Linked DNA regions of Homo sapiens: region 2 is linked to region 1. A link is a contact called in ENCODE Hi-C or POLR2A ChIA-PET data. All regions are on one chromosome and are shown on one strand. The core of a region is the stretch at or near the end of the contact, and the rest is flanking DNA. Distances in the headings are between cores, read along the strand shown.

Region 1 (5,207 bases), core at 1,133-3,632:
GATTTATTTTTTTAGTTTAGTGTAAGGAAGGCTCAAGATCAAGATACATTTTTTCCATGTGGATATCCAGTTGCCCAGCATCCTTTTTTTTTTTTTTTTTTTTTTTGAGACAGAGTCTCACTCTATTGCCCAGGCTCTGGAGTGCAATGGTGCGATCTTGGCTCACTGCAACCTCTGCCAGGTTCAAGCAATTCTCCTGCCTCAGCCTCCCAAGTATCTGGGATTACAGGTGCCCACCACCACGCCCGGCTAATTTTTGTATTTTCAGTAGAGACGCGGTTTCGCCATGTTGGTCAGGCTGGTCTTGAACTCCTGACCTCAGGTGATCCACCTGCCTTGGCCTCACAAAGTGCTGGGATTACAGGCATGAGCCACTGCTCCCAGCCCAGCATAATTTATTTTTATGTATGTATGTATGTATGTATGCATTTATTTTTTAGAGACAAGGTTTCACTGTGTTTCCCAGGCTGGAGTGCAGTGGCATGATCATAGCTCACTGCAGTCTCAAGTAGCTGGTATTACAAGTGTGTGCCACCATGTCCATCTAATTTTTAAACATTTTTTGGTAGACATAGGGTCTCACTTTGTTCCCTGGGCTGATCTCAAACTCCTGGCCTCAAGTGATACTCCCACCTTGGCCTCCCACAGTGCTGGGATTACAGGTGTGGGCCATACCACCTGCCCAACCAGCACCATTTATTAACATAATCATCTATTACCACTCACTGCACAGCAGTGTCATTTTTGTCATAAGTTAGGTGACTAGTATGTGTAGATTTGTTTCTATCTTTGTACCAATTGCACTCTTAAGTTGTATTTTTACAGGATCTACATCAATAAAATTAATTAATTGGGTCTCTCTGTTACTGCATCACAGTAGAAGATAGCTGCATGGGATTTTATCAGATTTGGAGGGTCTGGCTATGGAATGCCTGATCCATAGTCATAGAATCCTAGACAATACAGCATCTGATCAGAGAACCCACTGAAGGTATGGGAGAGAAGGAGGTATGAGAGTGAGAGCCATAACCAGGAGACCCAATGGTCATATCACATACTGCCCCATCCAGACACTACCAGCCTATTAGAGTAATGAAATGATTTGCTGGAAAGAAACAACTGAAACACTAACTCACAGGCAACACTCTGAAAAAGGCACAGCTGAAACACTAACTCATAGGCATCCAATAGGATGAAGTATACATACTGAATCAGACACCTCCATATGCTGCTGGGTCTCCAGTAGGAACCAAGGTATAGAAGCACAAGTGGCCCTACCTAACATCATTTTCAATGACCCACTAGGGGGCTTTTCTTTTTGTCCCTTTAACTCTGGGCTCTGCAGGATTAGAGGTCCCAGTTCCAAAAGGGGACACACCCTTGCCAAGGGACACAGCAAGATTTCCATTAAACTACCAGCCTCAGCTGCCCTCTGGGCACTTTGGCTCTTTATATTCAGGACCAGCAGGCAAGAACAGGAGTCATTGTCCTGAAAGGTGTCATTGGCCCTGACCAGCAGAAAAAGGTGAGGCTTACACCTCTTTCTTATACAATTGAGAGGAACATTTACAGAACTCAGGTGATCTGCAGGGGCACTTCCTGTTACTCCTTTATCCAGATGTGACTGTGAATGGACAAGTGCAGCCATCCTGATCTGAGAAAAGTGTGATTATCAGGGGTCCAGACCCCTCAGGAATGGGAGTTAGAGTCAGCTCAGTAGGTAAGCCACGGAGGTGGTAGCTGAGGAAGCAGGGAATTTAGAATGGACATTGGGTGGGGAAGGTGGGGATAGTGAATACCAATTGGAGCCCCTAAGCTCCCTCTTCTCAGTTTCCCCTTAGGAAGAGAGGCTCACTGGGACCCCAAAGAAGCTGCTCTGCAAGTGTATATGGTGATACGAAGCCACACAGCACAAGGGTGGATTGTGGCAACCATGGAGGTTTACTGCTCATAACACCCTTGAAGGAAGAACTTGCTGGCAGCCTCAGCTGTTAATGAATTCATGATCTGCCTTCACTTTCAAGCCGAATCTGCATTCTTCCAAGGTAACCCCCACCCAGTGACTGAGCACAGTAAGGACACTAGGGCCTGGCCATTTCTGTGGGTTTCTTTAATGAGCAATCTTTGCTCTGGAGCTCCCCGTTGGGTTGGCTGAGATTTTGTCAGATCTTCATCATGGACTGAGGTTCCCACATCTGGAACCTTCACTATAAGAAAATCAGGACATGGAATTTTTGGCTTTCCAGCCTGTGTAGTACAAGAAAGCATCCAAGAAGGAGGGAGAAGGGAGGCGGAGCACTAATCTACCATGTACCTCAGCCAGTTCACCGTGTCCCATGAGGAAGAAGGGAGCAGTGGTTTCTGGAAAGCCACAGGTGAAGGCATTTCCTGGCTTGAAAACAGAAATGGAACCAGGAAAGAGGAGAGAGAAAAGCATAGCCCAGTGGAGCATGCAAGCAGGTCCGATGTGGACAAGCTTTTCTGTCTTTTTGGAATCCCTATCAAATGCTGCCCTCTGATGTTTGTGGAATAAACTACTTTTGAGAAATGTGAAAACAGCCTCATAAGAGAATGAATCTAGCTGTAGTTTCCTGGGATAAATAGCTCTAGATGTCTGAACCTCATGGAAACCAGGAAAAATCCACCAAACTGGGCACCAAAACTACTTCCAAATGATTGGGTCAACTGCCATACAGATCAAGTTTTACCGAGGTGCTATTAACTTAGACCTCTAGGTATAGCTTATCTTTTCTTCCACAATCAGAGTGGGGGCAGTCTTAAGCATTCCTCATGGTTCATGGAATGATCAGAAAGCACATGGTAAATTATGAATCATTTGTACAAACTATGAATCCAAATGAAGTCTTCCAATAAAAGCGTTTAATTTATTGCCAGTATTATTCATATCACTTCTCTTTATAATCTGTCTTTACAAGGTCCCCCCAACCATACCACCATCATAAATGTTGATTAGGAAAAGAGTGACATCACTGATTTTCAGAATGTTAAGTGCCAGTAGGGAATAACTTTATGTCAACAAACAAAGTTTCTGTTTCTGAATATAATATTGCCCAGTACAGCCAAGGAATGAAAGTCACAATGTTTAAAAGTATCACATCTCTAGCTGTCAGTTGATACACAAAACACTTGTCAGAGTTACAGATTAAACAGTAAATAAAAGCCAAGAATCAGGAGATGACCCTTGGGCATGCCAAGCATGCTCCTGCCTCAGTGCACTTACGTTTTCCTCTGCTTGCAACACACTTTCCCTCAATATCACATCCACAGGAGTGTTCTCTCATCTTCCTTCCAAGCTGCTAAAGTGGTAAGGTCCAGGGTCTATGTTCACAGAAGTTTAAGTCACAGTCACATCTTTCTATTCCCCCTTTATCCCCCATGGTCATTTTGTGGCCAATTGGAACTGTGGCTTGGGATCTTTGGATGGAGGAAGGTGGGTTAGAAGAGGCTTCACTGTAGACAAATTTATGTGAGTTGTCTCTATTGGGGTTGGAAGTCAAAAGCACATTTATTGTGTTAGTTTGTTTCCCTTTGCTAACCTTCCTTCAGTATATGCCTTCCTTTTCTATTTATTCTTTGGCAGGATTTAAATATTCATGGGTCTCTGGGCCTAGTAATTTCTTTTTTTTTTCAGACGGAGTTTCGCTCTTGTTGCCGAGGCTGGAGTGCAACGGCGCGATCTCCAGCTCACCGCAAACTCCGCCTACTGGGTTCAAGCAATTCTCCTGCCTTAGCCTCCTGAACAGCTGGGATTACAGGCATGTGCCACCACACTTGGCTAATTTTGTATTTTTAGTAGAGACGGGGTTTCTCCATGTTGGTCAGGGTGGTCTCGAACTCCCAACCTCAGGTGATCCGCCCGCCTCGGCCTCCCAAAGTGCTGGGATTACAGGCGTGAGCCACCGGGCCCGGCTTAATTTCCGATAGCCCCTCAATCTCACTCTGATTCCTAATGGGATTCATGCTAGAGAAGCCAAGTAGATTAATGAGCAAAGGCCATCATGTCCGGAATTGCAGCACTCTTTTCTGAGAATTGTCTCCATCCCAAGACCACCATCTCTGAGAACCTCTAAATATTTGCAAACTCTTTGGCAAACAGTATCAAACCATTCAAGTTTGAGGCTAGAGTAGTAACTAAAATATGACAAGCTGGAGATGCTCAGCAAAAACTACTTATATTGTGCTTGTACAGATCAACCTGCAGTTTCCAGGTGCCAGAGCTGTTACCATTCCTACCTTTCTCTTCAATCTTCTAGTACTAGGGAAAGGTATTTGCAAATAAGGCAAGGCAGAGATCAGAGCATGCTGCCCTCTGCATGGCCTGGGGGAAGTGCATCACACTCTCCCTCTCCACTGTTTGCTTTCTCACTGGGGAAGAGATGGACTCATCTTCAAAATGAAGGGATAAAAGGCTGCAGAAAACAACAAGCTCGGGGCTAAGTGTGGGGTCAGAGCTGTGTGTAATCAGTCATTAGGGGGCCCTGATCTGCTGATCTACTTTAAGGCTTTGGAATTTGACTTGAGGGATGTCATCCTGCTGCGTTCACAGAAGAAATTCCCAGGGGCTAGAGGTGAGGTCTAGCCACAAAAGTGAGATCATAGATGGAGAAACACTTAGAAAAAGAGTTTGTAGTGCTGTTGTTGTGGTAATGAAAAGAATAATAAGCTGACCACAAAGATCCTCCCAAATCTCTCATGTTGAGTAGTTTAGTCATTGTACAATAAAATAGCATAGCTTTGAGAGCTAAATAAATGTGGGATAGAGAAATGATTACAGTGTTCACAAATGAGAGATAAATTAAACAAATTACAGCAATCCCTACCATAGAATAATATGTAGTCATTTAAAAATTATGTACTACACACATATTGTGGAGGGCAACGTGGCACAATGGATAAAAAAATACAGATCCATATACCTCTAATCTAGCATTCCACTTTAAGAAATTTATCTTACAGGTGTGTTCATACAGGTGCAAAATGACATGTATACGATTATTTGCCTTGCCTTAGAAGAAAACCTAGGCAATACCACTCAGGACATAGGCATGGGCAAAGACTTCATGACTAAAACACCAAAAGCAATGGCAACAAAAGCCAAAATTGACAAATGGGATCTAATTAAACTAAAGAGCTTCTGCACAGCAAAAGAAACTAGCATCAGAGTGAACAGGCAGTCTACGGAATAG
Region 2 (5,207 bases), core at 1,050-3,549, 340 kb before region 1:
TTAATGACGGCTACTGACCTAGGTTTGGCTCACAGAAGCCTAATCATTCATAGGATGACTTTAAAACTACATATATTTTTTTTTAAGATAGTAGAAGGAAAAATACTGCAAATGTGTTAAGTGTCAGTATGTTATGTCTTATGCAGAATGGCTTAGGAAACCAAGCACCACTGCTAAGGTTGCTTCCTATGGGTTGTTTCTGAGATAGGAAATGCATCTTCCCCTTGTGTTCTTCACAGTGTTGCTGACTGCCAAGAACTTCAAACCTTTTGCTGTGGCAGCAAAAAGAGAAGCCTTTGATGTAAAGGTCAGCTGTACACAGCTGATCTGAGTTGGCAGCCACAGGCTTAAGGACAGACTGCATTGATATTTATGGCATCTCTGGTTCTAACACAGTTTACCCAAGAACAACCTAAACATACAAATAATCACTGAAGGAAGTTATGTCTTGAATATCTTGAGAGTGGCTGACCTGGATGGGGGGTCCTGGCTCTTGTGAAATTACATAGGTGTACAGCATTAAAAGACCTGTGCCCTTCCTGTCCCTTTTTACGGACTCAATCTCTTAAAGGAACTGAAACCTTAGTCAGAGACTCTGAATATATACTCTCCATAACATCACTTACTGATAAGCTCCACTCTGGCATGGACTCACTGATATTTACTTCTGCATTCTTAAATGCTAGTCTCACAGAGGCTTTAGTTCTCACCTCTGACATCTCAATTAGGAGTGCATTTTCCAGTAGAAACATAGAAACATGATAATAGTTGGGTAGATAAATTGGTACTATATTTAACCATAACGTCAAATACTCGTCCTATAGAAAATGTGTTACGATTTCATAGAACTCATTGACAGCTTTATTTCATAGAGGAGAAATGTTCACATACTCATGAACAAATACAAATCCACAGAACATTATATAAAAGTAGTTTAACATTCAACAAGGTGGCTGATTTCATGCCTGAGCCACAGACTTGGTCTCATTATTTTATATACAGTCCTTGTATATTCTAAAGTCTTGTAGCGGGTTACACGATAAGTCCTGTTCAGCATCCCGTATTATAAATTACATACGGTTACTTCTCTGCACAATAAAAGGGCTTTGTTATTAGAGTAACTAAGAAATTAAAGCAGTGAGACAATAATTGAATTTTTAAAAATGTTAGCACCAATGAAAATTATTTGAAAATAGCATACAAGCATGCTTCACTATCAAAGTCTATGATATTGCTGAAATCCAACTACCAAGGAAATCATGTTATCTAAATCTACGAAGTCCCTGAGTTTTGGACAGCATAAGAGACTAGAAAGTTATCGCTTTTCTTTGTAAGACAGATCCATTATAAAAGGCATCTTAATGTTGCTAAAGTGTTCAATTGTCAATATTTGCTCAAACATGCCTTTGTTCGATATTAAACTGCTACGCTTCCTCACAAAGGAATTAACTGGTAACTTAATATGCCATTACAGTTGCTAAGGAGAAGACTCTGGCAAAAAAAAAAAAAAAAAAAAAAAAAAAAAAAAGGCTAGTAGTTGCTAAAGGGTCCTGGATCCCAAGAACTCCTTGAGAAGTGCGAGCCCATGGAAAACCCTTAGGGTGGGACCAGGACAAGAGGAAATGAGCAAACAGGACTCTTGGGTGTCCTGCTAGAAAGGGAATGGGAGGTAAACTCAGTAAACTGGTCCTAAATATAAGAGCAAGCTTAAAAATCAACAAAATGTTAATGACAAACCTTTGGGAGGCAAAGGCCAGGGACTCTAAATATTACCATGCCCCTCTCCACCCCCACACACAAAATCACAAAACAGCGAGTTTCATTTCACACAGGAATGCTTGTGGTTTCTCTAGCAAGGAGCAACGCAGTCTACGTGGAAATGCAAAAAACGGAAAAGCAAAAAAAAGCCTTTCCAGCTGGTTGGCTGGGAAAGAAGATCTATTGCCTTCTAAGATACGAAAGGGAGTATTTTTTAAAAGTCTCTATCTTGATGATGCTGGGACAGGTCATGTTACAAAAGAGCAACGTTTTTCAAAGGAATAGATACAACACATCCAGAAACAAGTGAAAATGGAACAAGCAGAGGTGTGAGGTTCCCAGGATAAGAAGAGGCAAATGTATAAAGAAATGTAAGGGACAGAATAAATAAATCCAGAGGAAAATGGGAAAAGCAAAGATGGGTGAAAACAGACATAGAACACGCAGGAGCAGAAGGAGAAAGTGAAATTATCTCACGGCAAAAACAGCAGAACTGTGAGGTGACTAATCACTAAGTAGTGGAAAATGTCCACAGGCAGTGTCTCTCAGGTTGCTCAAGAAAGCAGGTGTGGCCAATGCAGAGAAGCCTCGGCTGTAACTCTGTGGAATCAAATCCAGACTCAACCGCTGCTGGAAATAGTTTCCCAAAACCCAACTGAAATTCATCTTCCAGAATGTCATTGAAACTTAGGCCAAAAAGAAAAAAAAAATAAAAAGGAGAAAAAAAAATACAAGACAGGAATGTAATTTTAAAACACCCTTTCAAACCTAAGGTGTTTCTTCATGTGTCCATTTAGAACTGAGGGTTTTCATGAACTCTATTGCAACTTTTTCTGAAGATTTCAGACAGAAAATCCCTAAAGCAGAGGAAGCAGTACAGAGTTGCCAGAGCCCAGTGATTTCTCAGTCTCATTCAGGAAATAATTCACCAAATGTACTGTAATGTGAAATCCAACTAAATGTAAACTAAAATCACATGAAGAACTCTGGTTGTCCACCAAGGAATCAGCTCTTCTCAGTTTATAATCTGACAGCGCCACTGACTTTGGGACCATGGAAGCTGTAGCCTTTCCCCTAAGGTGACCAAAAGCAAAACAATAGCGCAGGAAATAGAAAGCAGGCTAGACACTAAACAGTGGGCCCTGGCAGTTAAAATTCCAAATCAAACCAAGTTCTTAAGACTAAATAGGAGTGTCTGTTTACCTCTGTGCATTTATACTTGATTTAAATGAAACAGTCACCAAGCCCAAAACAACTCTATGAAAACAAAAAACAAAGAAAAATCCTGTGATCTGACACAGTTGCTTTTCAAAATTTTCAGCATCAGGCTTCCACTCACCAACAGTTTTGGTTTACTAAGGAACTTTAAGAGAAACCAGATGTAACTTAAAATACAAGGACTGCAATACATACTGTAACTCATCTGGTATTAGCAACAATAAACCCCAGACCTATAAGGGGCTCACTCGCAATCTTGATCTATAAAGCTAAGGACCAATGGCATTAAGGATGCTACAAGAATAGCATTTTCACATTCAAAGTCCTTTCTCAGCCTTCCTCTGTCTTCTCAAACCATTTCTTCTTGCAGTCAGAGCTCAAGAAGAGTGTTTTACACACACACACACACACACACACATACACACCCCCCCTCACAAGTTTGTCCCTAAAGCCCATACAGTACAGAGGGCCACAGAAAGAAAATTTCTCAGCCATGCATAAGGCATCCCTGGGCTCCCCCAAGGAGACCACCCACCCCAGAAATGATGAGACACTCCTGCTCCCTGCCGTGTGAGGCATGTACTGAGCAAAGGTTGCCAACCTTTGGCAAGCTACGAAGAAATCAGAATGTAACTGCAAGAGACTTTAGACTTTTCTCCATGAGGAAACACCCACTTTAAAACAGCTGTGGATTTTCTTAATAATGTGCTACCAAAGGTACTTTAATCTTCTGTAACTGATTTTTGCAGACCCCCACATTTTCAACTTTTGGATTATCCAGTTTGCTGACAGAATTTGCTACATTCGTTCAGTCTTTCAAGTACTATTCAACTGAATCAAAAAACATCTTTTACTTGCAATAAAAGAAAATAAGTGCTTCCTCTCAAAGTTATTCACTCTAAATTTCCAACACACTAATTACTTTTAGTCAGATAATGACTGTAAGGAGACAAGAGTAAAAAAAGGCAACATTATACAGAGCTATGTTTGAGCTGTACATGAACACTTTGCTCCATCTGGCAGTCAAAACCAAAGCAAAACAAAACAAACCCAAAATTTCTGTAGTGGCCAAAAACATACAGTTTTTAGAAACACACAGTATGCTGTTTTTAGGCTGTTATTGCTGAATGTAGCCTTTTTATACACCTAATACCTCAAAATTTGCTTTACAGTTGGTGGTCAATGAAAGAGAAACACAAAAATTAAGTCCTATCATATGGTGAGTATGCAGAGATATCATCTACTGTCAATTTTAAGAAGAAAAAGAGAAGAAAAGTAAAGGGGGGGAAGAAAAATGAAACAGGACAAATGATATAGTACGGAATAGGGAAAAATGGCAAGGCAAGGCAAAAAGGGCCTTTGTCCAGCATATATCAAGGTATATTACAAAGTGTAAGAGAAAAATGGAAAAGAATAGAAATTCCAGAAAAATATAAAGGAGGGATGAAGAAAAAGAAAGAGAGAAAAGAGACTGTGTGTGTGTGTGTGTCTGTGTGTGTGTTTTCCAACTTAGCTAACAAGTGGCATCATAAAGAAAGCAGGTGTGGCCGATGCAGAGAAGTGGCATCATAAGCCTGTGAGAAAGGACAGATTATCTAGAAACTGATGCTGGGAAAACTGACTCATCTTGTGGAAAAAAATTGGATCCCTCTCATCATATACAAAAACATATTCCAGATGGATCAAAGGTCTACATAAGAAAGGTAAACTGACCAGGCGTGGTGGCTTATACCTGTAATCCCAGCACTTTGGGAGACCAAGGCAGGAGGATCACTTGAGCCCTGGAGGTTTGAGACAAGCCTGGACAACATAGCGAGACTCTGTCTCTAACAAAAATAAAAAATCAGCCAGGCCTGATGGTGTGTGCCTGGGGTCCCAATTGCTCAGGAGGCTGAGGTGGGGGAACCGCTTAAGCCTGGTAAATTGGGTCTGCAGAAAACTATGATCATGATCATGCCACTGCACTCCAGCCTGGGTGACAAAGGGATGCCCTATCTCAACAACAACAACAACAAAAACAACAACAACGTAAAATCAAATAGAAAAATATTAAGTTGACTTTGAGACACTAGGCTTTGGGGAGCCCAGCAGAGGCAGTGTAAATACCCATTTGCAGAGGAAGGAAGAGTGGAACACCCTGCAGCCCTTCAATCGCCCCACTTTTTCCTGATTACTCAGATGCAGCTACAAAGTTGTGACCACATTTTCTTTATGGGAAGCATAAAGAAAGC

Evidence for each region. Hi-C counts contacts between places; a loop is a spot of excess contacts on that map. ChIA-PET counts read pairs that join two places held with the same protein, here RNA polymerase II (POLR2A). Pooled maps may share reads with other maps.
Region 2: a loop to region 1 is called in a map of chondrocyte, with 2.9 times the contacts of the local background. The contact joins two enhancer-like sites. A Hi-C loop is called at or near these places in 1 of 168 maps with a recorded cell type or tissue (chondrocyte) and 1 of 50 pooled maps. POLR2A ChIA-PET finds 5 or more read pairs at or near these places in 2 of 52 experiments (MCF 10A and RWPE1).

The regions. Positions count from the first base shown.
Region 1 is chr10:58,412,031-58,417,237 of GRCh38, reverse strand. No RefSeq gene overlaps it. Among named protein-coding and RNA genes, the nearest start is that of TFAM, 29 kb to the right of the region's middle. Within about 2 kb of position 2,382, at least 2 of the 41 ENCODE cell types and tissues checked have a DNase peak (open chromatin) inside an H3K27ac peak, as active enhancers do.
Region 2 is chr10:58,752,948-58,758,154 of GRCh38, reverse strand. All of the region lies in intron 3 of BICC1 (BicC family RNA binding protein 1), which reads right to left. Among named protein-coding and RNA genes, the nearest start is that of BICC1, 240 kb to the right of the region's middle. Within about 2 kb of position 2,299, at least 7 of the 41 ENCODE cell types and tissues checked have a DNase peak (open chromatin) inside an H3K27ac peak, as active enhancers do.